Regions from separate parts of the Homo sapiens genome. Here region 1 is linked to region 2. The links are chromatin loops, found by intact Hi-C in ENCODE. Cell type or tissue: A673. All regions are shown on one strand. Links, peaks and the distances in the headings refer to the core of each region. The heading gives the core; the rest is flanking DNA. Region 1 has its middle 19 kb from the start of IL33. Region 2 overlaps GLDC (glycine decarboxylase).

Region 1 (15,307 bases), core at 3,736-11,735, 370 kb before region 2:
ATGCCTAGAGAAATTCTGCCTTTCTAATTGAACACCAATTAATAACTGAGAGTGATTTACTATTACACTTTTGGTGGGAATGTTAACACATGAGTACAATCAGTAAGATGCAGTACAATTGAACAGACTTGTGTTTAAACCAGGCTCCCCCACCTATTAGCAGTGTTATCTTAGGCAAATAACTTAACCAAACCTCAGTTTTCCTTATCTGTAAAATAGGGATGATAGAATCCCTCATAGGAATGTTACATAAATTATGACGTAACGTTTTATATGTAATGATATAATGTATGTAAAAAGTACCTGGCACAAAGGCGTTCAACAAATTTTGGTTTCCTACATCTCTTTCACCCAGCACTTGCTTGGTTATGGCTTAGGTGCATGAACACAGACACATTCCAGAGATGTTTGACTCAGTCAAGCTTCTATCAGGAACTAGGGTACAATAGAAATGGATTACATGAGGAAGTCAGATATGGAGGAAAAATGAAGTAGTTGCTGACAGGGAGTGTTAAATGGGATTTCTAGAAAGGACACTTCTCAGAAGAGAAACATGATGCACAACAAATTTTAAACCCTTACTTAGTGACAGCCTAATTCAAATCACAAACATAGGTCTATACTCAGAAAAATTATGTTCGTACACACTCTTTGGAAGAGAGAAACCCTGGCTGCTGGTCTTATTGTGGATACCTTCATAATTCACTTGGAAGATGGAACAGATTATTATTATTATTATTATTTGAGACAGGGTCTTACTCTGTCACCCAGGCTGGAGTGCAGTGGCACAACCTAGGCTCACTGCAACCTCCACCTCCCAGACTCAAGTGATCCTCCCATCTCAGCCTTCCAAGTAGCTGGGACTACAGGCACGTCACCACACCCAGCTAATTTTTTGTTTTTTGTTTTTTGTATTTTTGATACAGACAGCATTTCACCATGTTGCCCAGGCTTGTCTTAAAACTCCTGAGCTCAAGCAGTCTGCCTGCCTTGCCCTCTCATAGTGCTGGGATTACAGGCATTGAGCCACCGGACCCTGGCCAGAAGATACAAAATTATTTTGTATCTGTCCGTGGAGACATTTCACACTTATTATAATTTAGTATAAGTCATGGTGAATGTAAAGAGACAAATATGGCTTTTCACAAGGTGCCCCTTTGACCCTTCAGAGCACTAGATCTCTAAAATGAAGTATTTGGAGTCCAAAAGATATAAATAAGAATAAGAGGTCATGATGGTGTCTTCATGAGAAAAGATTGGGAATTAAAGATGTTTATGCTGAAATAGAATTATAAGATACTAGTAGTGGATGATGCTTTAAAGACTCTCACCTCTCATATTTTAGATCAGAGAACCTAAGCTCAGAGGAGGAAACTGTTCTTAAATTACACAAAAATTTGGAGGCAGAAATGTCACCAGGTTTCTTATATCTGGGAAAGAGACCAAAAAAAAGGTATTATCCTTCTGGAACAGTCTTGGCCAGAGCCTTTCTCCTCTAAGAGTGGGACTGGACAATGGAGCCAGGTCAGTGGTGGGTCTGTGCCATTGACTAGTGGAGAGCTCCCACATAAAAATATGCCACCCTTTGAGTGCAGCCACGGATGTTACAATCTAGTATTGAGTAAATGGACACTTGATTTTACATATCTCCTTCAATATATTTCATCATAATATTAACTGTCATAACTACAAATTATCAAAAATTCCCTACTTTTGAAAAATGTACATAAAATGAAGAATGATGGCTCTCCTCTGTCCTAGCAAGGGACAAAGATTGGCCTAGAAAGCAGGTCTCTTGATATCCAGTCCGATGTCCTTTCCAGTTTCCCCAAAATAATAGTAGCATTCAAAGGTATTAAAATATAGTGCCTTACATGGGTCCAAAAGGCAGATTTTGTTCTTGCTTGAAAAGAGAGCTGTAATAAATAGTCTAAATTTCTAGCAGGCATAGTAGAAGAACCTAAGGTAAATGTTTTAATTTTATGCTAATGGTTACTAAGGATTATCATAGAATTACCATTTTTGGGGAACTTGAAAAATAGGTGTGACAATTTGAGGGATGAAAAGATAACCAAAAAATAAATTTAGCTCCTGCTGTTGCCACTGAATGTGATGACAAATGATACAGAGAGGTCATTCTCACAAGACCTAGGCTAGGCCAAGGAGAATGAAGAGGAGACATCACACCAGCATTTAACTTAAGAAATCAGCTGTGTGGGTGGCTGTTGTGGTTGCTTTTAACGACTAGTTAAAAAAAAAACAGATTTATTGAAATAATTAATAATTCACATACACACAATTCACCCACTTAAAAGTGAACAGATCGATGGTGTTTATACTATATTCACAGTTGTGTAACTTCAGCCAGAATATTGGAATATTTTCATGACCTCAGATGAAACCCCATACCCATTAGCAGTTCCTCCCTTTCTCTCCCTTCTTCCCACCCCAGACCCTGGCAACCACTAATCTACTTTCTATCTCTTTGGATTTGCCTATTCTGGACCTTGCATATAAATGGACTCACACAAAAAACTCACTGATACGTAGTCTTTCGTACCTTGCTTCTTTCACTTAACATAATGTATTACAGGCTCCTTCATGTTGCAGTATGTACCAGTACTTCATTGCTTTATACTGTCGAATAATATTCCATTGTGTAGAGCGTATACTGAGGAGTGAATAACTGGGTCATATAAGAACTCTACGTTTAATCTTTTGAGGAACTTCCAGATTATTTTCCAAAGTGGCTGCACCATTTCACATCCCTACCAGCAAGATCTGAAGGTTCCAACTCTCCACATCTTTTTCAATACTTGTTATTATGTCTCTTTTATATTTTAACCATCCTATCATGTATGAAGTGATATCTCACTGTGGTTTTGATTTGCATTTCCTGATAGATAATGATATTGACTCTTTTCATTTATTGTTGGCTATTTGCATATTTTCTTTGAGAAATTGCCTTTTTTTGAAAGATAGTTTTGCTGGACATAAACTTGTTGATTGACAACTTTTTGTCTTTCAGTACCTTCAAAATGTTACCTTCTTGCCTTCTGGCATCCATTGGTTCTGATGAGAATTCAGCTGTAAGCATCATTGGCATTCCACTATACATGATCAGTCCTTTTTCTCTTACGCTTTCAATATTTTTGCTTTGGCTTTGGCTTTGAACATTTTTACAGTAATGTGTTGTGTGTGGATTTCTTTGCATCTATCTCACTTAGAATTCATTGAGTTTCTTAGATATGTAGAGTAATAATTTGTATGAAATCTGGGGACTCTTCGACCATGAATTCTTTGAATACTTTCTGCTCTATTTTCTGTCTCCTCTCCTTATAGTACACCAATTACACTTATGTCTGCACGGTTAATGGTGCTCTGACACTTTTTTCCCATTATTTTTCTCTCTGTTCTTGAGATAGCTTAATCTCTCTCAGTCTCTCTTCAAGTTTACCCATGTTTTTCTTCCTCCAAAACCAACAACTGAAGGTACCAAATAGAGAATAAAAACAGATAGATACTGAGGGAAGTCAATGCTGGGCAGAAAAGAACAGACATCAACTCCCATTTTGCGTATGTGTGTTTTCACCATGTGGGGTGGCTAAAACTCTTATAGAAAATCCTAGTTTTACTGGCTTAAGAATCAGAGAAAAGGACTTGTGTTTGGGGAACTAGATCCACTGGAAAGTGAAGAAGAAACTCCCAGAAAGGAGAGAGCCAAACAATGGGTCTCATATTCTAGGTACAAAATTTTCCCAAATCTCTGAGTGATCCTTGAACATGACTATTGGGGAAAGACTCAAAGCAAATTAGTTAAAGTTAAAGGAATTGAAGTAAAATTTCAGCTACACTCATCACAGTGGAAATACAGTGTTACAGTTTCATTCTATAAAAGTTAAATATATGCTTAAAATCAGTACTATTCAGAGGAACATTCAGATTCCGGAATTTTTACAACACATCATTCACAATATTGAGGATGCAATCCAAAATTATGCAACATTCAGGCCGGATGCAGTGCCTCACACCTGTAATCCCAGCACTTTAGAGGGCTAAGGCAGGCAGATCACCTGAGGTCAGGACTTCAAGACCAACCTGCCCAACACAGTGAAACCTCATCTCTACAAAAATACAAAAATTAGCTGGGCATGATGGTGGGTTCCTGTAATCCCAGCTATTCAGGAGGCTGAGGCGGGAGAATCATTTGAACCTGGGAGGCGGAGGTTGCAGTGAGCTGAGATTGCATTATTGCACTCCAGCCTGGGCAACACAGCGAGACTCCATCTCAAAAAAAAAATTATACAACATTCAAAGAAGCAGGAAAACATGACCAATTCATAGGAGAAAGATTAATAGAAAACAAGCTAGGATGACCCAGATGTTGGCCAACAATTATTTAAAACTGTATATTAAAATGATGCTCAGTAGTAAAAAGGAAAATATGCTCACAGCTAATAAAAAGTGGGAAATTTCAGCAGAAGAAAAGAGATTATTTTTTTAAAGCCCAAATAGAAATTCTAGAACTGAAAAACAAAACAGCTGAAATATAAAATTAACTGGGTAAGCTTAAGAACCAAATGGAATGATGGAGGAAAGAAACAATGGACTTACAAGTCAATAGAAATTATCTGATTTGAAGAAGGCAGAGAAATAAATTTTAATTAACAGAGCCTATGGATCTGTGAGACAATTCAAAACTGAAGACCTGAAAGAAGACGAGAGAGAGAATTGAGAGGAAAATCATGGCCCAAATTCCCTAAACGTGGCATAAAACATATAGTTACAAATTTATGAAGCTTAGACAGAATTAGTAGAAAAAACACTCCTATTTACATCATAATCAAACTATGGAAGAAAAATATTTGAAGACAAAGAAAAATGACACATTGAATACAGGGAAACAATTAAAATGATGGCTGCTTTCTCATAAGAAGCAATAGAAGGGGAGTCACAAGACAGTGAAACAGAGTTCATGTCCTTTGTAGGGACATGGATGAAATTGGAAATCATCATTCTCAGTAAACTATCGCAAGAACAAAAAAACCAAACACCGCATATTCTCACTCATAGGTGGGAATTGAACAATGAGAACACATGGACACAGGAAGGGGAACATCACACTCTGGGGACTGTTGTGGGGTGGTGGGGGGGAGGGATAGCATTGGGAGATATACCTAATGCTAGATGACGAGTTAGTGGGTGCAGCGCACCAGCATGGCACATGTATACATATGTAACTAACCTGCACATTGTGCACATGTACCCTAAAACTTAAAGTATAAATAATGAAAAAAAAGAAAAGAAAAAATGTACACCAATAAATTAAATAACCTAGAAAAAATATTAAAAAGCATAATCAAACTAAAAAAATAAATAAATAAATAAAGTACAAGGGAAAAGCTTGTCCACTTGGAATTCTGCATTCAGCAAAAATGTCTTTCATTATTGAAGGTGAAATAAGAGTATCAGGGAAAGAAAAATAAGAGAATTTATAACCACCATATCGGTGGTGAAACCAAACAAACAAACAAACAACAAAACTGAAATAAATTCTTCTAGTCTAAAAGGAAATAAACCTTCCTATGTGCCAGGGCCCACCTTAGGCACGGAAATACAAGTTTGAGTATAATGAGGTTCACCATGGAGTTTATAGCTTATAGATGAAATGGAAACCAAACATTGTACTTCATGGCAGTACCAATGGGAGCAGGAATGCCTGGCCTCAATAACAATAGGAGCCAGAAACCACACATGTATTTACTAAAATGTCTTTCAAGAGGGCACACCTGTAAGTCTCTGCATTTTGCCACTTATACAACTTCATCTTTGAGCGCTTACATAGGGTCAGATTACCTAACAATAGCTGTAAGCCAAGACAAAATTGGAGGAGGAGAGAATTAGTAGATACCTGATACAGGATATAAGGGCTAAGCTTTAGATTTTTCTATCCTGACTCGATCCAGGGTATTTGGTTTCTATTGTTTTTCACTAAATAAAGATAGGTCTTTCAACAATCCCAGCTTCTGTGGAATTAGCTGAAAATAAACCAAGAGCTAGAGACTCAAAGTATTTACAGTAGATACATTTGAGTAGGTATATTGCTCAAGTCACACTGTAACTGCCCAGTGGGTTCATTTTGCCTGCTGCCCAGATAAACTCAATTTATTAAGACAGAGGAATTGTAATAGACAAAGAGTTTAATTCATGCACAGCCAGCTAAACAGAAGACAGAAAATTCAGAGATTGGAGTTTTTTAAGGGCAATTTGGCCGGTAGGGGGCCAGAGAATGAGGAGTGCTGAGAAGTTGGGTTGGAGATGAAATCACAGGGGGTCAAAGTGGGTTCTTCTTGCTGTCTTTGGTTTTTGGACAGGATTGCAGAACTGGTTTAGCCAGATTACTGGCCTGGATGGTGCTAGCTGGTGCATCAGAATTTTAGGGTCTGAAAAACATTTCAAGCACTAATCTTGGGTTTTACAATAGCGATGTTATCCCTAGGAGCGACTGGGGAGGTTTGGAATCATGTGGCCCCTGGCTGAGTGACTCCTAAACCAAAATTTCTAATCTTGTTGCCAATTTGTTCGTCTTACAAAGGCAATCTGGTCCCCAGGCAAGAAGGACATTCATTTCTGGAAAGGGCTGTTATCATCTTTGTTTCAAAGTTAAACTACAAACTGAAGTCCTCCCAAAAGTTAGTTTGGCCTTTGCCCAGGAATGAACAAGGGCAGTTTGGAGGTTGGAAATAAGATGGAGTCAGTTAGGTGAGATCTCTTTCACATCATAATTTTCTCACTGTTACAATTTTTGCAAAGGCAGTTTCAATACCACAGTTAGATCAACAAATATTTTGAAAATGGGAAAAAGGGCCTTTTCAAATTAATTTTTTAAAGAGATAACCCCAGAAGGTCTTGTATGGGGTGGAAAAGCAATAGGAAAATTATATAATATGATGATTCTGTGAAACTAGTGGGTCAGAAATAAGTGTTTACAGGCCAGGGCCTGGTGGCACCAGAATGAGCTCTTGGAAGTAGCTGGCTTTGTGTGTTGGGTCCATATGCTGGTGCACCCATGTGGCTGCATACCTGATCTGGGTGGGTGCCGAGGCATTGTCACCCCTGAGCATTGCCTAGGCATTTCTCGTGGCCCGCTAGAGACCAGTCCCACTCCCTTGTCCCCTCCTTCCCCTGCACTCTCTAAGAAGTTCATCTGCTCCTTCCAGGACTGTATGTAGCACCAATTACAATAAGGTCCAGATGCTTGAAGAGCACCTATGCAAGCACACGAGGAAGAGACCATTCATTTGTGACTATGAAGGGTGTGGCAAGATTTTCCTCAGGGTCTACCACCTGAGTCACAACATCCTGATTCATATGGGAGAAAAGCTGTTTATGCACTAGTGGCTGTGACAGAAAATTCAACACAAAATCAAACTTGAAGAAATATTTTGAACACAAAGATGAGATTCAGCAAACAACATATATGCAATTTTGAAGGCTGTAAAAAGATCTTTAAGGATCAGTAGCTGAAAATCCATCAGTGCCAGCATACCAATGAACCCAGAAAGGATGTGGGAAATACTGCCTGACCCAGCAGGCTGAAACGACACACGGAGGTTCAGGAGGGCTAGATGTCAAAAGAGATGTTCCTTTGTGGCAAAAACATGGGTTGAACTTCTGAAATATGTGAGGAAAAAAAACCCATATAGAGGAAATAACATGTGAATATGGCAGAAAATTTTTAAACACAAAGATTATCTTAAGCAATATATGAAAACTCTTGCTCCAGAGAGAAATATTTGCCAATGTTCAAGAGAAGGCTGTGGTAGAACCCACATGACTGTATTTAATCTACAGAGCTGTATCCTCTCTTTTCATGAGGAAAGGCACCTATTTGTGTGTGACCATCCTGGCTGTGGCAAAAGGTCTGCAATGAAAGTCTCACATAGACATACCATTGCAACAAGAAGAAAATTAAACTCAGAGTAAAACCAACTCATGAAAAACGGAGTTCGGTGGGGTGTAATGGCTCATGCCACTTTGGAAGGCTGAGGCAGGCAGATCATTGAGGTTAAGAGTTTGAGACCAGCCTGGGCAATATGGCAAAACCCCGTCTCTACTAAAAATAGAAAAATTAGCTGGGCATGGTGGCGTGCGCCTGTAGTCCCAGCTACTCGGGAGGCTGAGGCAGGAGAATTGCTTGAATCCGGGAGGCAGAGGTTGCAGTGATTCCAGTCACGCCATTGCACTCCAGCCTGGGTGATGAAGCAAGACTCCATCTCAAAAAAAATAAAATAAAAAGAAAAGTACAAAGGGAGTTTGGCCTCTGGTCTCAGTGGATATACCCCTTCTGAAAGGAAACAAAAATAAGGTTTACCTTTGTCTAAAAATAGAAAGACACTGAACTGTACTAGAGACGTGGTGCAATAACTTAAACCTCAACTAAATATCACATTACTTTGTTTAAAGGACTACAAACCAGTGAGCTTTCTTTCTTTCAGAGGCGTATTTTTTAATTAAAATCACTGATGCAGAACAACAATGTGTTTTCCATGTGCACTTGGTCAACACCTATATCTTTACTGTGTCTCCTATGAGCAGGTACTGGACACGGAGGATGTAAAAAAAAAAAAGAAATAAAAATGAGGCACCATCAGGGATTTCCTCCAGGAGGCAGTGTCACTCTAGAAAGACATGAGTGACCCAGGGATTATGTCGCCAGCTTCAATTCAGTCTAGATTCCTGGCCCTCAGAGAGACATGACTGCTGAGGGCAGTAGCCTAAAAAAGGAAACCCCTGGCCTTTTGGCTGGATGCCTCTGTGCACCCCTCCAGGCCCACTCTCCACCTCCCACAACCCTGCTTTATGACCACAGAGGCTGACTTTCTAGGCTGCTCCACTGGGCAAACTTTCTCTCAGTCAAGGTGGTGGGATTTAGTGAGCTTTCACTAAGTGATGCTTCATGGCCAACAACCTCAGATTATTACGATAAATATCACTTCCTATTTCACGTTACATAAGGGCTCGGGGTAGGTGGTACATCTGTGGCTGTGTGGCTCAGCTGCAGGTGTGGTGACACCACAGGTCTGTTGCATATGTCTGTCTTCTCATCCAGGGACCCCTACTGAAGGATCAATCATTCTTGGGGCATACACTGAGGTTAGAGCTTTTCTTTCCTGAGCTTCCTCCTTACCAGGATTTTGTGGTTGGCAGATTCCCTGTACTGAATCCTTAGCTGCTGCCTAACAACCCCTTCCTAGAGCTGTGTTCTCTGGGCCCAGTCTCTGCTCCTTCTTGACTCTTGGCTACAGAAAGTAGCACCATCCTTGAAAGAAATGCAACCCTGCCAGTACCGTGATCTTTGTCTGGTGAGCCTGGTGTTGGACTTCTCTGACCTGTAAGATTATACATTTGTATTAGTTTGAGCCACTAGGTTTGTGGTTATTTATTATGGAAGCAATAGAAAAGTAATAAAATCTCTCTCCTGTTTTCAGGTAGTAAAGGAAATCTTGAGCCTTGAAAAGCACACTCCTGGGATGATGAAAAGAATGCAACCACTGAGTGTGCCAAGTAGCTTAGCATCCGCTTAGCTCTTCCCGAGATTGTAAACCACTCTTCCTGATCTGAACCACTCTTCCTGAGATTGTAAACATTGCTCAAGGCTATTTACCTTAGAAATAAGGAAATTTGCAGACTCTATAAAACATCCCTTACAGTTGGTAAAACTTACTGCTGAATCAGTTAAACAATAAGGCCTTGCGTGAAAGGAAAAATAACGTGAGTTGGGGCAGCCCAAGTGGGAAATGCCTCTGCATAGGGGAGTGGCATGAGAAAACGACACTAGTGGAAAGGAGTAGGGGGTGTTCCATGGCGGGGATGAAGTTGCCCAAAGTAACCACCCTAACAATAGATGATCTGGAAGAAAGGACCATAGACTGGTACAGAAGCTGTATCCAAAGTCAGACTACAAATCCTCGACTTATCTTCTCCCACCTCATTTCTCACCACGCTCAGTCCAGCAATACTCCAAGGAAGAACACTTCTTTGGTGTAGCTCCCACATATCTTCTCTCCTGGCTTGTGATATGCACCTGTCATAACTTCCTGGGAGGGGAAGACTGAAGGCTGTTTCTCTTAGAACATGCTGTTTCTCTTAGAACATGCTGTTTCTCTTAGAATTTTCTCAGGTATGAACCAATGCAGGACATTCCTATAGATTGGTGGTTTTCAAATCTCTTCTGCAGAATCCTAGAATCTCGAGGCCTCCCGCAACTGGGATAGTTTAAGCAATAGTGATCTTATTCCCCTTACTTCTCCTTTGACTACAGGAGCTCTGCATCTATATGTTGACATGTATGAATTCTGTGTTGAGATTTTATTTGATGTAAGTTTGTGCTTTTAAGAAAAATCTGAAAACTACTGAGCAAAATCAAGTGTAGTAGTGCATGGAGAGAATATTTTCTGTCCCAGACTTGCCTGAGAGCTCACTGTAGAAAAGATTGGGCATTTGATGCCAAGTATAGTAGTCCCCCTTATCCATGGGGGTTACATTCCAAGACCCCCAGTGGATGCCTGAAACCATGGATAGTACCAAACCCTCTATATTATACTGTTTCCCCCCATACATACATACCTTTGATAAAGTTTAGTTTATAAATTAGGCACAGTAAGAGATTAATAATAACTAATAAAATAGAATAGTTATAACAAAATACTGTAATCAAATTTATATGAATGTGGTCTCTCTCTCATTCTCAAAATACTGTAATATTTTCAGACCACTGTTAACTGCAGAAAGTGAAACTGCAAATAAGCAGGGAGTACTGTACCTGCTATTTCTCAATTAGTGCAGCTTATGGATTACTTTTCTAGGCACCAGGGATGGAAACAGAGAGGGAACTTGGCCTCTGTGATTTCCACAAAACAAACAAAAACGAGGCTTATTGGTGTATAGCAGACTAGACAGTTCTAAATCCTGGCACCATTCAATTGACAGGCAGCACTTTCCTTTCTAGCTACATCTCTTATCAAAGAAAGAATGAACTAGCAAACAGGTTGAGAGTAAAATCAAACATTGGCTTGATGATCTCCCAGGAAGGGCAGTTGTCTGCTGCCCAGCACTTCTCTTCACCCATAAATCCACAATACAGCGCGTTGGGATCTGTCCAGTGATCACTGAACAAGGGGCATGAGGAGCACAGGTAGACTACATTTTCCAGAGATTTTCATGTTTATATACTGGATGCTAATGAGCAAACCTCTAATGGAGGACCCACTGATTATTTTTCTAAAGGGTTAAATACGTGTTCTAAAAAAAAAAGTGTTAAGTAAAATTTTTCAGAATTGGCTGTGGAGCACGTAACTCACTCTTCATACCATGTGGGGATGGTAGGCATTCTAGAATGTCTTCCTTCTATCCCTCAGCTCCTCTCTCTCTCCCCCTTCTTCTCAATCCCATCATCTTCCCCTCACAGAACTCTCACTATGTATCACTTCCTGGTGTCCCTGTTCCCTTCCTCAAGACATACCATCCTTACCTCTCCACAATACAATGTAGATTTCAGCCCTAAGTCATCCAGAATCTTGCAACCTGTCGTCACCTGAGACTTCGTATGCCTGTCACTAGGGGATCTGCTCTGGCTTCCGCTCAGTGTCCTCCACGAGGAAACTCTGGTCCCTTTCAAAGGGGGAGGAAGGAAATGGTGGTGCTTCGATTTCAGCTCAGTCTCTTTCCACGAAAGTTTCTTCACAAGAAGGCAAACACAACTTATTAATGAAAGAATGTCTCTTTTCTTCCTACTAGCTGGTCTGGTCTATGTGAAGAACATAGATCTTTATCATCTCGATTGTGACCTGACTTCTTATGAAATAATCACCCTGGTGTAATGGTCCTAAAATACTAGACTTCTTTCCTGACCTGGATTTTTCAAATTAATGGTGTTTTATCATAATCTTTTTATTGTAAGGACTAGCTTAATTGCCTTGTGACCAGAGAACATGGTTTGTTTGAAACAGCAACCCTCATATATTCTGTTGGGAGTGTAAAATGGTGCAGCCACTACATAAAACAGTTTGGCGGTTCCTCAAAAAGTTACACATGGTATTACCATATGGCCCAGCAATTCCATCCCAAAGTATATACTCGAAGAATTGAAATCAGGTATTTAAATGAAAACTTGTACCTAAATGTTTACAGTAATGCCATTCACAATAGCCAGATGGTGGAATCAATTAAAATGTTCACCAACTTATGAATAAATAAATAGAATGTGGTATATTGACATAACAGAATATTGTTGAGACATAAAAAGGAATAAGGTACTGATACTTGCTACAACATGAATAAAAACATTATGCTAAGTGAAAGAAGCCAGACACAAAATATCACATAATGTATGATTCCATTTATATGAAATATCCAGAAAAGACAGTCCACAGAAATAAAAAGCAAATTGATGGTTGCCAGGGGCTAGAGGTAAGGGAAAATGGGGAATGGATGCTTTATGCATACAAGATTTCCTTTTGGGGTGATGAAACTGTTTGGAACTAGACACAGGTAATGTTACACAATATTGTGAATGTACTAAATGCTACTGAATTGTACATTTTAAATTGGTTAATTTTATATCATGTGAATTTTACCTCAATTTTAAAAAATTACTTTTAAGTGGACATTTTTGTAAAAGCTGTTTCATATTCTCCACATACTCAACAATAGTTATTTTTCCTTTTTTTTTAAAAAAAAATTACATGCATCCTAGTGGGTGAAAAGTAGCATTTCACTGTGGTTTTGATTGGCATTTCCCCAATGACTGATGACACTGAACATGTTTTCATGTGCTTGTTAGCCATTTGTATATCTTCTTTGGAGAAATCCCCATTGAAAGCTTTTGCCCATTTTAAAATTCGGTTACCTTTTTGGTTTTGAGTTATAAGAGTTCTTTACATATTCTGCATATTAGATCCTTATTAGATATATGATTTGCAAATATTTCCTTCCATCCTGTACGCTGTATTTTCACTATCTTGATAGTGTCATTGAATCACAAATATTTTAATTGTATTGAAGCCTAGAGGTGGTGGCTCATGCCCATAATCCCAACACTTTAGGAGTACAAGGCAGGAAGATCACTTGAGACAATTAGCTTAGGAAACATTGCAAAACCCTGTCTCTATAAAACATACAAAAATTATCTGTGTGTAGTGGCATGCACCTATCATCCCAGCTACTTGGGAGGCTTAGGTGGGCGGATTGCTTGGGCCCAGGAGGTCAAGGCTGCAGTGGGCCATGATCATGCCACTGCACTCCAGCCTACGCAACAGAGCAAGACTCTGTCTCAAATAAATAAATAAATAATTGTAATGAAATTCAATTTACCTATTTTGTTTTTACTTCTGCTTTTGTTGTCATATCTAAAAAATCTATTACCAAATCTAAAGTCATGAAGATTTACTCCTATATTTTCTTCTAAGAGTTCTATAGCTTTAACTCTTACATTTAGATTTTTAATCCATTTTGATGTATTTTGTATATGGTGTGAAACAGAGGTCCAACTTCATTCTTATGAATGTTGATATTCAGTTGTCTCAACACTATCTGTCAAAAAGACTATTCCTCAAGACAATTCCTTTCCTCATTGATTTTTACTCCCTTGTCAAGAACCAATTGATTATAGATGTGAAGGTTTGTTTCTGGACTCTCAAATTTATTTCACTTATTTATATGTATATCCTCTGTCAGTATCATACTTTATTACTGTTACTTTATGGTAAGGTTTGAAATTGGAAAACATGAGTACTCCAACTTTATTCTTTTTCAAGATTGTTTTGGCTTTTCTGGGTCTAAAATTCTGTATCAATTTTAGAATCAGCTTCTCAATTTCTACAAAGAATCCAGCTGGAATTTGGCCTAGAGAATGTGTAGAATATTTAGATCAATGTGAAGCATGTTGCTATTTAATAATATTAAGCCTTCTTAGTGATAAACATAGGATGTCTTTCCATTCATTTAAATCTTTTTAAATTTATTTCAACAACATTTTGTAGTTCTCAGTATTCAATTAGTTCACCTCCTTAGTTAAATTTATTCCTAAGTATTTCATTTTTGACACAATTGTAAATAAAATTGATTTCTTAATTTTCTTTTCTGAGACATTGATATTGTGTAAAAATACAATTGTTTCTTAAGTGCTGCTCCTGTATCTGTAGCTTTGCTAAATTCATTTATTACCTCTAATAGTTTTTTGTGGGTTCTTTGGGATTTTCTATATATAGAATTATGTCATCTGCAAATAAAGATAATTTTATTTCTTCCTCTTCCAATTTGTCTGTCTTTTATTTATTTATTTATTTATTTTGCCTAATTGTTCTGGATAAAATTTCTGGTACGATGTTGAACAAAAGTTTTGAAAATGGGCATTCTTCAGAAGACACCTCATACAGGAAAGCCCTGGCTGGCATCTGGCAGGTGCCCCTCTGGGACAAAGCTTCCAGAGGAAAGAACAGGCAGCGATCTTTGCTGTTCTGCAGCCTCCGCTGGTGATACCCAGGCAAACAGGGTCTGAAGTGGACCTACAGCAAACTCCAGCAGATCTGCAGCAGAGGGGCCTGTTAGAAGGAAAACTAACAAACAGAAATGAAGAGCACCTCCACTTAGAGACCCCATCTGAAGGACACCAACATTAAAGACAAAAGGTAGATAAATCCAAAAAGATGGGAAGAAACCAAAGCAGAAAGGCTGCAAATTCTAAAAACCAGAATGCCTCTTCTCCTCCAAAGGATCACAACTCCTCACCAGCAGGGGAACAAAACTGGATGGAGAGTGAGTGATGAATTGTCAGAAGTAAGCTTCAGAAGGTGGGTAATAACAAGCTCCTCTGAGCTAAAGGAGCATGTTCTAATCCAATGCAAGGGAGCTAAGAACCTTGAAAACAGGTTAGATGAATTGCTAACTAGAATAACTAGTTTAGAGAAGAACATAAATGACCTGATGGAGCTGAAAAACTCACCATGAGAACTTTGTGAAGCATACACAAGTATCAATAGCTGAATTGATCAGGCAGAAGAAAGGATATCAGAGGTTGAAGATCACCTTAATGAAATTAAGTGTGAAGACAAGATCAGAGAAGAAAGAATGAAAAGCAACGAAGTCTCTAAGACTAACATAGTCTCTAAGAAATATGAGAATATGTGAAAAGACCAAACCTGCGTTAGATTGGTGTACCTGAAAGTGATGGGGAGAATGGAACCACATTGGAAAACACTCTTCAGGAGATTATCCAGGAGAACTTCCCCAACCTAGCAAGACAGGC
Region 2 (15,307 bases), core at 2,636-10,635:
GGGACCACAGAGGGAGCGGGAGATGTGCTGACTGAAGCAGGAAGCTCGAGCCAAGGAACGCAGGAGGCCTGCAGATGCCAGGAAAGGTAAGGAAACAGATTCTCCCCTGTCTCCCCCAGAAGGAATCAGCTCTACCAACACTTTGACTTTAGCCCAGTGAAACCAATTTCTGACACCTGGCCTCTGCAACTATAAGAAAATTAATGTGTGTTGTTTTAAGCCACTAAGCCTGTAGAAATTTATCATAGCAGCCATAGGAAACTAATACACATCCTGGTACAAGGAGCGATGGAAAGAGAAGTCACAGTGGCTTTGTGAAGCACTCATTTATATGTTGCTGTCAGACATTTCTGGTTTTCTATGAGGATTTAGAGGACTTTAATTATTCTTTATAATGTTAAGTTTTTCCTCAGTTTAAAATTGTAGTGTTGGCCGGGCGAGGTTGCTCATGTCTGTAATCCCAGCACTTTGGGAGGCTGAGGCAGGCGGTTCACTTGAGGCCAGGAGTTCAAGACCAGCCTGGCCAACATGGTGAAACCCTGTCTCTAATAAAAATACAAAAAATAGCCAGGCATGGTGGTGCACGCCTACAGTCCCAGCTACTTGGGAGGCTGAGGCATGAGAATCACTTGAACCCGGGAGGCGGAGGTTGCCATAAGCCAAGATCATGCCATTGCACTCCAGCCTGGGTGACAGAGTGAGAGTCTCTCTTGGGGGAAAAAAATTGTATTGTTGTGAGGGATATGGAAGTAACACGACCCAGATTTGAAGTTTTGGTTTATCCAAAGCAAATCCAGCATTTGGTGCATTGATGCCCATTTAGGGGGTGCTATGTTTTCTCAACTCCCCAGGGTGCCGCGTGGCATAGAATAGCATGAGGTCATCTTTAGACTTGTTGAATGAGTGAAGGGTTAAGGAGATCTCCTGTGCAAGGGAAACTAATGTCTTACCACTGGTAAAATCTAACAACCAAAGGCCACTACTTTGTCTCAGGCAGTTGGGAAGAAAAAAATATTCCCATACAGGTTTTGAGCTTTCTTTGTTGATTTACATATAACATAATTTGTTTCCTTTGGTCAATGTTTTCCCTTTGTATAGGAAACTCAGACTCTGAACAGCAAACCTAATTGTTTTTCTTTAGAGTTTTTATTTTTTCGTAAGATCTGGAGGTCTGCTGAGTAAGTCAGGATTTGACTGACAAATTGAAATATTAATTATAAAGTGTTAAAGGCCATGCCTGGTACATGGTAATTGCCATATAAGTGTTTGTTAAATAAATTTGTATTCTCCCAAAGTAAACTCATAAATCAAGAAGTTAGGCATTCCATTTTAGGAACCTCTGAAATTTAACCTAAGAGAAAATGTGAAAATAACTTCAAAAAGCAGCTTGAAAGAAAAGACCCATCAGGAGCCCAGGCACTTCTGTAGCACATGATTTCCCCACACTCCCTGCACATGACTTCCCCACACTCCCTTTCAAAAAAGAATGATATATTTTGCTGGATTCCATTAGAATCTATTGTGTGGGAGCAGCTGCCTCAGACATCAGTGATGTGAAAAAATCTTCCCTGATTAGTGAATACTAAATCATTTTCTTCTCTAACTAAGAAAGTTGGCTTTAATTAAAAAAAATTTTTTTTTGAGAGGGAGTCTTGCTCTGTTGCCCAGGCTGGAGTGCAGTGGTGCGATCTCAGCTCACTGCAACCTCTGCCTCCTGGATTCAAGTGATTCTCCTGCCTCAGCCTCCCTCAGTAGCTGGGATCACAGGCGTGCACCACCATGCCTGGCTAATTTTTGTGTTTTTAGTAGAGACAGGGTTTTGCTATGTTGGCCAGGCTGGTCTTGAACTCCTGACCTTAGGTGATCTGCCTGCCTTAGCCTCCCAATGTGCTGGGATTACAGGCATGAGCCACCATGCCCGAGCTAATTAAAATTTCTGATCCAGAAGGATGCCAACATTTCCAGGCTAATGAGCTTTGTATTTCTACCAGCTCAGTGGCTGGAGGGCTTCCCTGCCTCTCCCTTTCCCCCTCTCCCTGAAGCACAGCACCCAGCCCCTCTCCCTCCTGCAGAGTGAAATGGCCTCTCATGACACTTCAGTGATGGCAGGATGGGCAATGGGGCCAAGAGAAACATCACACACAGTGGGTGGAGAAGGGAAGGAGGACAGGAAAACACAAAGAGAGGGAACAGGAACCAGAAAGAATCCACAAGTCACGGAAGAACCCCGCCCAGGCCAAACCCAAAGGCCTTTCATTCTTTCTCCTTGGCCTTTCCAGTTTGGTCCCCAGCTGCTGGACATTCACAGCTACTTCCTGGTGTCAGATTGGGAAATTTGGGAAATGGCGAGGGGTGGGAAGCATTACTGCGTGGAAAGAATCTGGATTTTAGCTGGCCCTTTGCCATTAGCTAGTCACCTGCTTTCTGCAAACACTGCTTTCTGCGGCCTCTCCGCCAAGCAGTGGAGGAGTCGGGTGGAGATGTCACACAGGACAGGCTGCCCCTTTCCAGCATCCCCAGGCTCCTGGGCACCTCGTGGTGAAAGATACTAATGAAGAGGAACTCCAGAGACGACCTCAGAACATGGAAGCCATGAGGGAAAAACAGACAGGAGAGAATCTGGCATTGTTTTACTGGCTGGACACCTGGAGCTCCAAAGTTTCCTTTCTGATTCTGTGAAAGTGCCGAGACTCTCAGGTCCCAAGAGCAATTATAGTTCTAAACTAATCATTCCTTAGAAAGCTGAGAATTCAGAACCACGAATGAACAAACTGTGGGGGAATTTCAGGGTCTGTGTCTGTCTGGTTGACCACTTCACTTCTCTCTGGACTGGCAAGCAGTCCTTGACCAGGGTTTAATCATTTATTCAATTCACGAATGGCCTGTTTTTCAAAGATCTTTAGACATGAATTCTAGGGCCAGGTGCAGAGGGTCATGCCTGTAATCCTGGTCTCCCTAGCACTTTGGGAGGCTTCCTTGAGCCCAGGAGTTCAAGGCTGCAGTGAGCTATGAAGAGAAAAAAAAAAGGGCCAGGCGCAGTGGCTCACACCTATAATCCCAGCACTTTGAGAGGTCCAGGGGCGGGTGGATCACCTGAGGTCAGGAGTTCGAGACTAGCCTGATCAACATGGTGAAACTCTGTTTCTACTAAAAATACAAAAATTAGCCGGGCGTGGTGGCGCATGCCTGTAATCCCAGCTACTCAGGAGGCTGAGGCACAAGAATCGCTTGAACCCAGGAGGCAGAGGTTGCAATGAGCCGAGATTGGGCCATTGCACTCCAGCCTGGGGAACAGGGCGAGACTCCATCTCAAAAAAAAAAAAAAAATTCTATTCCCCAACCAAGATGAAAGCCTGGAAAGACACACCTGTGGAATCAGGATGAACTATGCAAGGGAAGGAGGGAAAAAAATGTTCCTTCGTTTCCCCTGTTATGAAAGGGAAGTGAAACACTTTCAGCATTCTTTATTGCAAATTCCAGGCAACTAGCCATAAGTAACCTTCCAGTGGTAATAAAACCAGAAATGGACTAAGATCGGGCCACTACCACTCCACCCTACTTACTTAGCCAGCCAGCACCACCCTATCCCCTTTGTCTGCAACTCTCTAGTATCAGCAGATGCTTTTGCCCTGCTCTCGGCTCCTAGGCGATGCTCCTATTAAGGACTTCCGCCCCACAGCTCAGTACAAACTCTAGCATAGCACTGGCCATCAAAATGAAGGAACCAGGAACACAGGCCTCCTCTGGCACAAGCTGAGGCCTGAGTTAGGCCACTGCTACAGGCACTGCCCCTGGGGGGAGCGAGTGGTGTCCATTAGTACCTGCTGGTCCCCACAGTGGTCCCCAAGAGGCGATTGGGATCCTGGAGACCAGGTTCTCATATCCAAAGCAAACATTGAAGCAGGACCGTGAACTCTGCTTTATGCCTTTTTTGGTGCTTGAAGTTGAGAATCATCTAATGGAGAATTTATTTATTCAACAAATATTGTTTGAGCATACTATGACCAGAACCGGGCTTCAGCACAACAGGGGTTACTGAAGAATTAAAGCATGGTCTCTGCCCTTCATCCAGGCCCAGGGCCGGGGCTGAGCCAAGGAGAGGATGCTTGCAATGGCAACATTCCTGCCCTCTTCCTCCCTCTGCTCCCTAGAGAGCAGTTCCACAGCCAACTGGCTGACGTTTGCATTCTGGGTTTGAGCAAGTCTTTTATCTCTGAATGTTTTTCCTCAAAATGGTCAAGTGGGATGTCTTGGAAGCAAGGATCATAATGGCTAGTTCACAGAAATTTGTTTCTTGACTATATGTTCCCTCATCTGCTTCCAAGAAGGCTTGGAGGGAGTGTCCCACAGAAGGGACCCTGAGAGCCAGGACCTCTGTGCCCCATGGTGAGCAAGCGCCACCTCCTGCCATACTCACCGTTCTGTGCCCCTCTCCTTTCTGGTTTAAGTAGGCTCGGATAGTGGCCAGTCCAGCATATTCTCCCTGGGCTCCGCTTGCAAAGACAAGAAGAAAGGGATCACGGTTAGGTCTTCTGGCTTTCATTTACTCATTCAATATTTATTGGGCCCTGGCCAGGGGTTCACCAGCACGTGACACATGGTCACTGTCCAGACGCTGAGAGAAGCTCATCAAGGAGCTCTGCTGGAGTCAAAAGGTCTTGAACAATCAAAACAATCAAAGCAACAGCATCCAGTTTGTGCACTACAGCTCAACCACTCCTACCCAAAGATGGAGCTTTCTATATCCTTGCTCAGGACCACGCATTGAAAATAGCCTTTTGTTATTATGAAAAATTTCAAAACTATACCAAAATACAGTGAAGAACAAAAGGAACTACGACGTGTGTGTCAGCCAGCTGTAACAATTTGGTTTACGGTCAATCTTGTTTCCTATTATATTTCTCACTAACCACTTTCATGCTGAACTATATATTTTGAAGCAAACTTCAAACATCCTATCATCAGTTCAAATGTCAATATGCAGCCTTCAAAGATAAGTATTGTTTTTAAAAATATAACTACAGGCCGGGTGCAATGGCTCATGCCTGTAATCCTAGCACTTTGGGGGGCCGATGTGGGCAGAGCATTCGAGCTCAGAAGTTCAAGATCAGCCTGGGCAGCATGGCGGAACAGTGTCTCCACTAAAAGTACAAAAAATTAGCCTGGTGTGATAGCATGCATCTGTAGTACCAGCTACTGGGCAGGCTGACATGGAAGGATCACTGGAGTCTGTGAGGCGGAGACTGCAGTAAGCCGAGATGGTGCCACTGCACTCCAACCTGGGTGACAGAGTGAGATCCCGTCTCAAAAAATAAATAAATAACTACAAACACAATTGTCACACCTAGAACAATGAACTTCAGTTTTTTCCTTTTTTTTTCCCTTTTCTTTCCCCCTTTAAATGGGTAATGTGTCAACATCTTAACAAGGTTTAAGGAAGACACACCTATGAGGTGAAAACAAATCATCACTCTATAATTTCTTAGTATTACCAAATATCGAGTCAAGGGCCTGATCAGCCCCAAAAGAATGAGGCACTTTTAATGTGACACCATTCCTGGCAGTCTCAGGTTCGGCTCTCCCAGGCCCCGGATGCAGATGGCTGTTAGGGGCTGGCCATCCTCATCTCAACGGTCCTGGAAGGCACCACTTTCAGGGCATATGCCATGACTAACATTCCGGTGAGCAATGCTGACTCAATCGTAGACTGTTATTTCATGTTCCCAGTACCCTGTGCAGGAAGGGAAGGGAAATGAGTAATAGATGTATCAGTCCCATTCAAAATGTGTATGTCTGCGAAGCTGAAGGCAAAAATTAAATACTAAAAAAAGATACAAAAATTTAAACTTTAAACAAATGAAAATTTAAAAATAAAATAACTTTTTTTAATGTTACCCACAGAAAATCGGTAAGAATTTTAAAAAATGTGTATGTTCTCCATGCCATCACCCCCATTTTGCACACAAAGAAACTGAGGTCTGAGTGCTACATGCCAAATGGCCAACAGTGACAGATGAAGACTTGGGTGTGGAGTCAGCCTGCCTCCCAGAGCTACGGGCTCCCTTTGCAAGCAGTGCTGCTCTTCTGAGCACACTGTGCTCTCCAAGGACGGAGAGTTGTGGGAGCAAATGCTGATTTTCTTTCTAGCAGAAGTCTTGTCTGATTGATAGAACTGGGGGGTTTAGCTAAAATAAAAAATAAAAAAAAAAAGAAAGAAAAGAAGAAAGAAAGCCTGTCTTACAAGACCTGAGTCACCCCGTTCCTCGTCACCCGCACTGAGTCAGCTGCAGCTATCTCCGCTCTCTTCCAAGAAGAAAGGCAAAGACTGCTCTTCTGTTTTCCTGGCTTCTGAAAAACAAGTCCTAGCCTATTTGAGGTTTTTTCATTTTGAGGACAAGAAAATGAATATGCCGTGCTTCAGGAAACCACTCACATCACAAGTAACTTCATCTCCCTGTGCCTATGTGCCTGAGAGATGTGTAAAATGGGGATAGTAACAGTACCCATCACACAGGGCAGATGTGATGTGTAGTGAGATCATCAAGGTCAAATGCTTCTCAGCCAAATCCTGCCCATTCTTCAACTGGCTACAACTCTCTGCAAAGCCTTCCCTAAAGCCACCAATCCAGCTCTGTCACTTCCTCAGAGAGGCCTTCCCTGAAGGCAAGAATTTTGTCAACCTTGTTCACAATTGTATTCTCTATTCCAAGAACACTGACATAAAAAATATTTGATAGATTGATTAAAGAAATAATCCTCTACCTCCTCCAAATTATCATAGCATTTTACTCTACAATCTTATCTGACATTAATATCCTATACATGTACTGGACATAGAAAATTATTACCGATTTCACATTTACTTTGTATGCCTGTCTTATCTCAATTAGAGCATAAGCTCTGACAGTAGGGTCTAATTCTCAGAGTTCTGTATATTCTTCAACAGGGAATATATAGAACAGTACTCTGCATGTAGTAGTTCTGCAATAAGTATTTAGTAAATATTTTAAAAATTGAATTCCTCCAGCACAGGCAATCAATATGAATGTCATCCTTTCCCCTACAGTAAGGAACCTCAAGAAAAACATTTTATATTTACCCCTATGTTTTTCTCATGAATTCTATTCATCTGACTTTCTTGAAAGGCCAATCAAGGTGTAGACTAGGAATGAAGGAAGAAGCAGATTACTGGCTATGAGCCAGTAGTGTAGGAGAAAGACTATATGCTAAAGACTTGATCAGAAATGCTGGATTTCTCTCTCTCTCTCTCTCTCTGGCCTTAAACATCTATAAAAATCAGCTATGTTTCAACCCAAAAAGTGCAAATGATATATTCAAATGTGACACAAGGATTACTACTGGGGCATTAGTAAAACAAATTGTTAGTGCCACCTGTTGGTAGAAAAGTCTTATGAAAAATAATTGCTTATCTACATAACCCAGACTAAGCAACCATCAACAAACTATTATATATGGAGGACAGGCTAGGTCAGTGCTTTTCTGACATCTGTTTAAAATGAAGTAGTGAATGGTCTGGAGCTGCAGGGCTGGCCAGTGAACGGGGAGCCTCAGAAACACCAAGTTTATGTGAGCACAGCTTAAACTGTCCTAGAAAAACAAGGCCCTCCATGCCGGGCGTGGTGGCTCACACCTGTAATCCTAACACTTTGGGAGGCCAAGGTGGGCGGATCACCTGAGATCAGGAGTTCGAGACCAGCCTGGCCAACATGGTGAAACCCCATTTCTACTAAACATACAAAAAATTAGCCGGGCGTGGTGGTGCATGCCTGTAATCCAGACTACTTGGGAGGCTGAAGTGGGAGAATCACTTGAACCTGGGAGGTGGAGGTTGCAGTGATCCGAGATCACACCACTGCACTGCAGCCTGGGCCACAGAGTGAGACTCCACCTCAAGAAAAAAAAGAAGAAAAGAAAAACAAGACCCTCCAGTGTATGGCATTTACTCAGGCTGATTAAGGAGCTGCTGCTTAATGCAGAATGGGGAAATTGAGCAGACAACTTCTTCCAAAACTCAGATTCATTCTACAAAGAATCCACAAGAAATTCAATAGACCAGAAAAAGTAGAACAACTGAATAACAGGTATAAGAGCCCACAAGGTGAAAACAGCTGGAGTTGATGGAATTCAACAGTATTGTGATGACTATAACCCAGGCCCTTTCAGTATCAGTGTATCATCACAGGTGTGCAAGTTCAGGAGCAATACTCAATGTAAACTTAAAAAAAAAAAGAATTTGTAGATGACATGGCAGAGATAGGGTGAGGGTGATAGTTCAGAAGAGCTAAAAGTTCCTTTGCCAAGGTTGGAACGGGAGTTCAAAGAAAAAACAAATTTTAAAGATTTTAAAAATTAATTTATCTTTCCCTTTACTAAGAACCCTAGCCAAACATACTGAGAATTAGAAATGGATGTTGTGCCGGGCGTGGTGGCTCACTCCTGTAATCCCAGCACTTTGGGAGGCCGAGGTGGGTGGATCACAAGGTCAGGAGTTCGAGACCAGCCTGGATAATATGGTGAAACCCCATCTCTACTAAAAGTACAAAAATTAGCTGGGTGTGGTGGTGGGCACCTTTAGTCCCAGGTACTCAGGGAGCTGAGGCGGGAGAATTGCTTGAACCCGGGAGGCGGAGGTTGCAGCGAGCTGAGATCGCACCACTGCACTCTAGCCTGGGCAACAGAGTGAGACTCCATCACAAAAACAAACAAACAAAAAGAAATGGATGTTGCAGACCAGGCACAGTGCCTCATGCCTGCATGCCTGTAATCACAGCACGTTGGGAGGCCGAGGCGAGCGGATTACCTGCAGTTAGAAGATCGAGACCAGCCTGGCGAACATGGCAAAACCCTGTCTCTACTAAAAATACAAAAATTAGCCAGGTGTGGTGGTGTGCATCTGTAATCCCAGCTACTTGGGAGGCTGAGGCAGGAGAATCGCTTAAAGCAAGGAGGTGGAGGCTGCAGTGATGTAAGATCGCGCCACTGCACTCCAGCCTGGGCCACAGAGTGAGACTCAGGCTCATGGCCGGGGGGATTAAAAAACATCGTGGCTAACTTTATAGACACCATAAGCAATTTCTCAGATGGTGACTGCTTTGGAATATTTGGACATGGGTCACTGTAGCTGCATGCTTTTTATATATGCAAAAAGTAACATGAAACCCATTTTGCAAGACTGCAGAATGCACTAAAGTAATAATTTATGGTGAACACCAGCAGTCACCAAAACTCCCACTGAATCACATTGTAATTATATGGAGAAAACAGTATTTGTGTTCTCAAATAGAATGTTGTATTTTTATACAAGTCAAAAGATGTTAAAAATGTGCCATAAGAAAAGACCACGCTGTGGATTCTAAAGTTTTAAAAATTATAGTACCAAGAAATTAAGATTTATATATTTTTGAATTACTAAATATCTAGATTGACCATATCTATTTTTGTTTTAATTTTCCCTAAATATTCTGAAAATCATTTTATAGTTTTTAACACACCATCATAGTTTGTGCACGGATGGCCACCTTTAGTGTGTGATTTCAGTGAAGTTCCCATTGAAGTTATTTATAAGCAGTGGACCTATTTTACTTCTTATATTTGAACTTCTTAAGAAGTTTCTTGACCAGGCATGGTGGCTCATGCCTGTAATCCCAGCACTTTGGGAGGCTGAGACGGGCAGATCACCTGAGGTCAGGAGTTCGAGACCAACCTGGCCAACATGGCGAAACTTCGTCTCTACTAAAAATACAAAAATTAGCTGGGCGTTGTGGCAGGTGCCTGTAATCCTAGCTACTCAGGAGGGTGAGACAAGAGAATCACTTGAACCCAGCAGGTGGAGGTTCCAGTGAGCTGAGATCGCACCACTGCACTCCAGCCTGCGCAACAAGAGCAAAACTCTGTCTCAAAAAAAAAAAAAAAAAAAGTTTCTCGGGGTATGTTTTTAAAAAAAATATTTTATTACATTTAAAATGATACCTTTTCATGAAAAATATTTATTTTATGAGTGATAAATTATAAGTTTAAATATGAGGTGAATTTGTTCCCTTCAACTACCTATAATATCTATAGCATCCAGCATACAGCCCTTTGTACAAAATGTAACATTTAGAAGCTAAAATATACATCATCCTCCCCCAAAATAATGATTTTCTTATAGACACAAGCAAGATTATTCTAAAATGCATATGTAAAGGCAAAGTAACTGGAATAGCTACTTTTTTTAAAAAAAAAAGAAAGAAACTGGCACAAATCAGTTCATCTGATGGCAAGGCTTATTAACAGTAGCCCCCTCTTATCTGCAGGAAATATCTTCCGGGACACCCAGTGGGTGCCTGAAACCATGGATGGCACCCAAACCCAGGTGTACTACGATTTTTCCTATACATACATACCTATGATAAAATCTAACTTATAAATTAGGCACAGTTACAGATTAACAACAATAACTAAGAATAAATAGAACAATTACACCACCATACCAGTATCACTACTCTTGTGCTTTGGGTACACTACTAAATAAAATAAGGGTTCCTTGCAATGAGACATTGCAGTGAGATCGTGCCACTGTACGATTTCACTGTTCCTTGAAAGCGCTGTGATAACATAGCAGTTGATCTGGTAACCAAGGCAGCTACTAAGTGACTGATGGGTGGGTAGCATATACACAGTGGATATGCTGGACAAAGGGCTGATTTACATCCCAGGTGGGATGGAACAAGATGCTGCAGGGTTTCATCACACTATTTAGAATGGTGTACAATTTAAAACTTAGGATGAATTGCTTATTTCTCAAATTTTCCATTTAATATTTTTGAGCCAGTTGACCATGGGTAACTGAAACTGCAAATAAGTGGGGACTATCATATATAGCTACAATAATCAAGCCTATGTACACAGAGATCACACATAGATCAATGGAATAGAATATAGAATCCAGAAATAGATCCAAACAAATATACCCAACTATTTTTGACAAAGTTGCAAAAGTAATTCAATGGAGGAAAGATCGCCTTTTCAATAAATGGAACTGAAACACTTAGACATCCATAGGCACAATCTAAGTCTCACAGCTTATATAAAAATCACCTGTAAATGGATCATGGACTTAAATGTAAAACATAAAACTATGAAATTTCTGGGAAAAACAAAAAACAGAATAAAAATTGTTGGGATCTAGGGTAGATTTGAAACCCAAAGCACAATTCATAAAAGAAAAAAATTGATAAATTGAACTCCATCATAATTAAAAACTTTTTGCTCCCATTAGGGTTACAAGGACAAGCTACAGAACGGGAGAAAGTATCTGCAAACTACCATAGCCAACGAGCAGTAAGTACAAATGCAATTCAGAAAATGATGCTGGGAAAATGACATGTGGACATGCTGTCAATGTGCTTAAAAGTACGAAGGAGGGTTACATTAGGATGTTGAAAATCAACTGGGTTTTCATTGGTGCTGAGTTTAGAGGTGTGTGTGGGAATGCAGAGCCTTTCAGTGGCTTTATTATCTGGGGGAATTCCCTCTTTTGTGTGAGTCTATGGGAGAGACACGGTCCTACACTCCCCTATGAAAGCAAAAAGGATTAGACATTCCCAGTCACTAAACACTAATAAGACATGGAGGTGTGAAACATCCTGTGCAATACTCCAGCCAGGACATTATGAATCTGGATGGACAGACCAAAGGAATGGGACAGTTCCATATTTCCCACAGTGAAGATGGTGACTCTTCGCATGGTGAGACTCCATTTTCTTCTCTGCTGCCAGCCTTTCTTGGGTCTTACTCACTGCTGAAGTCTAATTCTCCAGCTTTTCCATCAACTCTGTGAACTGCCCAATAACTTCCCTGTAAATTATTTTTCTGCTGAAGTTAATGCAAGCCATTTTCTGTTGTTTGCAAACAGGAGCCCTTAGGTGGCACATACTGTTAAATGTTTCCTACAACAAGATCATGTTAAAGTCACTCATTCCCAGGCAGATCTCACAAACAGGTATTTCCTGCAGCCACCCGGGAGTTTCTCTCACCTCTAATATCAAAGTTGTTTTTTATTTGCTGCCCTTTTCAAAGCTGTCTGGCTCCAAGCAAATTATTCCTCTGGATCCCATCTGTCACGTGGACATAATGCTATCTATTTCACAGGTGAACTTAAAATTTTTATGATAGAATACATTTATGTGGGCCAGGCATGGTGGCTCACGCCTGTAATCCCAGCTACTAGGGAGGCTGAGACACAAGAATCGCTGTAATCCCAGCACTTTGGGAGGCTGAGGCAGGTGGAGGCAGGTGGATCACCTGAGGTCAGGAGTTCAAGATCAGCCTGGCCAACATGGAGAAACCCTGTCTCTAATAAAAATACAAAAATTAGCCAGGTGTGGTGGCACACACCTGTAATCCCAGCTACTTGGGAAGCTGAGACACAAGAATCGCTTGAGCCCGGCAGGCAGACGTTGCAGTGAGCTGAGATCGTGCCACTGTACTCCAGCCTGGGCAACAGAGCAAGACTCTATCTTAAAAAATAAATAAATAAAAGAATACATTTATGTGATTTTTTAAAAAAAAATCCATCATCAGTGCAGAAGGGTTATAAAGCAAAAGAAGAAGAAAAAAGCGACCCCCATCCATCCTACCCAGTGTCACCCCCCAGAAGGAAATACTTCACAGTTGCTTGTGATACGTAAGGGTTTGGTGTTGGACATCTTTGATGTCAGACTCCCCTCATCCAAACTCTCCTTTACGTTGAGAAACAAAAACGATGCAAGTGAAACATCAGCTAAGAAACCGATACGGTAAAAATGATGGCAGTAAAGTGATCCTAACAACCACTGTCGAAATGACCCACTTCAGTTCATGGCACCTTCAGAGGACCACTCTCAAGAAAATAAGGGAAAAATGGGTGCAGATTCCTATCTACCAGGTGGAAAAAACAGGTGACTAACAATTTAACAGTACAAATACCTTGCAAACGGTATGATTTTAACCAGTGAAACTCCATGTACTGCATGTCTCAAGTACCCTAACGTTAGCCAGGTCTCTATCTCTATGGATTTAAAATCAAAACCCCTCAACACAACACTCTGTAATGTTCTTACCAATCTGTATCAATTTGACATAAGTTTAGTTCCATAATTAACCTTTGCTATCTAGTCAAAAAACGTAGATAAATCAGCTGGTATCAGAAGAGCGCCTCAGAGCAGTGGTTCTCACGCTCAGTCTAGTTCCCAGACAATAGAAAGCATCAACATCACCTGGGAACTTGTTAGAAATGCAAATTCAGGCCAGAACTTCGGGAGGCAGATCACCTGAGGTCAGGAGTTCAAGACCAGCCTGGCCAACACAGTGAAACCCCATCTCTACTAAAAATCAAAAATTAGCTGGGCGTGGTGGCGGGTGCCTGTAATTCCAGCTACTTGGGAGGCCGAGACAGAAGGATGGCTTGAACCTGGGAGGTGGAGGTTGCAGTGAGCTGAGATTATGCCACTGCACTCCAGCCTGGGCGACACAGCAAGACTCCGTCTCAAAAAAAAAAACAAAGAAAAGAAAAAAAAAGAAAAGAAATGCAAATTCATAGGCTCCACTCCACGAATACTGAATCAGAAATTCTGGGGTGCAGTCCAATGTTAGAACCACTGCCCTAAAGTCTAACAAACTTCAAAAATCAAAATATACTCTTGAGAGTTAAGGAAATTGGGAAAGAGGAGTTCCTTCTCACTGCTTTACATTTCCCGAAAGACGGCTCTCCTCATCCCTCACCCTGCTTTTTTCCTGGCATTCTGACTGTTTCTTTGGGAAATCAGAGAGGGCTTACAGGTCTCTCATATTTGGCCCCCAGAGTACTCTGTTTCTGAAGCTGCACTAGGCTCGGTGGAAAACTTACCAGAAATGATCAGTGATGTCAACCATGAGCTCAGGAAGGGAGGGGAGGGAGACGGCAAATAGTGGGCTTTTGACCCTCCCTGCACTAAATTATTTGTGATATGCATATGATAGCCACATCCATCTTGCTAAACCTTTCTCTTTGGTGTTCCTCCAGGCCAAATTGCTCTCCAACCCAGTGATGCACATTAGAATTAGAGAGTTTTTTGCTTAAAAACTCTCCCACTTCTTAGCCAGGTGTGGTGGCGGGCACCTGTAGCATCGGTTAACTACTTGGGAGGCTGAGGCAGGAAAATCGCTTGAATTCGGGAGTCAGAGATTGCAGTGAGCTGAGATCATGCCACTGCACTCCAGCCTGGGCGACAGAGTGAGACTCCATCTCAAAAGAAGCAAAAAAAAAAAAAACAAACCCCAAAACTCTCCCATATGGGCTCCATCCCCAGCGAAGATTCTGATGTAACTGGTTTGTGCAGTAGGTAGGGCATCTGTGTTCTTCAAAAGTCTCCCCAGGTAATTCTAACATGCAGCCAGGTCCAAGAACCTCTGGTAAACCTAGTGGTTTTCACAGGCTGGTGGCCAAACGAGCTGCCTCAGCATCACCTGGGGATTTGTTAAAAATGCAAATTCTGGGGCCCTACTCCAGACTTACTGAATCAGAAACTCTGTAGGGTGAGGCTCAGTAATTGCACAAGCCCTCCAGGTGATTCTCATGCACAATTAATTCTGACAGCCATTGAGAGCCCTGTTCACACCACAATTTAAGAATCTTCCCATGAAGGAGATTCTGGGAAAAGCAATGGCCACCTCCGTCTACATTAACAATCACAGTTTGCAGTTTTTAAGGACAAAAACAACTTCCTCAATTTTTTAAGCCAAGTGAGCTAATAATAATTCCAACTTGTCTTTCACTTTACATATCCATGGGAGGTGTTAATTACTCTTTCTGTCTGCCTTAAACATCACATCATAATTCTAAACTAGCAATTCCTAGAATGTACTTATGAGCTGCTGAATGATTTGAAGAGTGGCAAAGTGTTATGGAGAAAAAGCTGAAGCAAGCCCCGCTGGGCTCAGTGGGAAATGAAAAGGTAATTAAATATTATTTGGCTGTTTTCTACACCAAGCTGGAAACCCTCCCCGGGGTTTATGGGTAGAACAAATAAATAGGAGAAAATAGGGATAAGCTTCTTGACATTTTTTCTTTCAGGCCCTTCAAACACCCTTGGGATCAAAATGTCCTAAGGAACTAGGCAGACCAGTGAAGGCTTGGCTACATCAAGCAAAGTTATCTTGACAAAATTTATGGTTATTGTCTTAATCCATCCAGGTGCTATAACAAAATGCCAAAAACTGGGTGGCTTATAAACAACAGAAAGCTATTTCCCATTGTTCTAGAGGCTGAGATGTCCAAGATCCTAGA

What was found. Hi-C counts contacts between places; a loop is a spot of excess contacts. Peaks named below come from ENCODE experiments on the same cell type or tissue, not always from the same donor. Only the 100,000 strongest peaks of a DNase experiment are listed, where the experiment ranks them.
Region 1: a loop joins it to region 2, with 2.6 times the contacts of the local background. A loop is called at or near these places in 2 of 110 quality-filtered maps.

Annotation. Positions count from the first base shown.
Region 1 is chr9:6,188,842-6,204,148 of GRCh38, forward strand. It overlaps the pseudogene GTF3AP1. Among named protein-coding and RNA genes, the nearest start is that of IL33, 19 kb to the right of the region's middle. In A673, for the core only: a CTCF peak has its summit at 8,667 (motif pointing right); a DNase peak (open chromatin) is centred at 8,690; H3K27me3 peaks cover 288 bases.
Region 2 is chr9:6,560,937-6,576,243 of GRCh38, forward strand. It overlaps GLDC (glycine decarboxylase), which reads right to left. Exons shown (of 25, transcript NM_000170.3): 16 at 4,418-4,493. Among named protein-coding and RNA genes, the nearest start is that of GLDC, 77 kb to the right of the region's middle. RefSeq lists an enhancer at 5,262-6,461. In A673, for the core only: a CTCF peak has its summit at 7,387 (motif pointing left); DNase peaks (open chromatin) are centred at 5,675 and 7,375.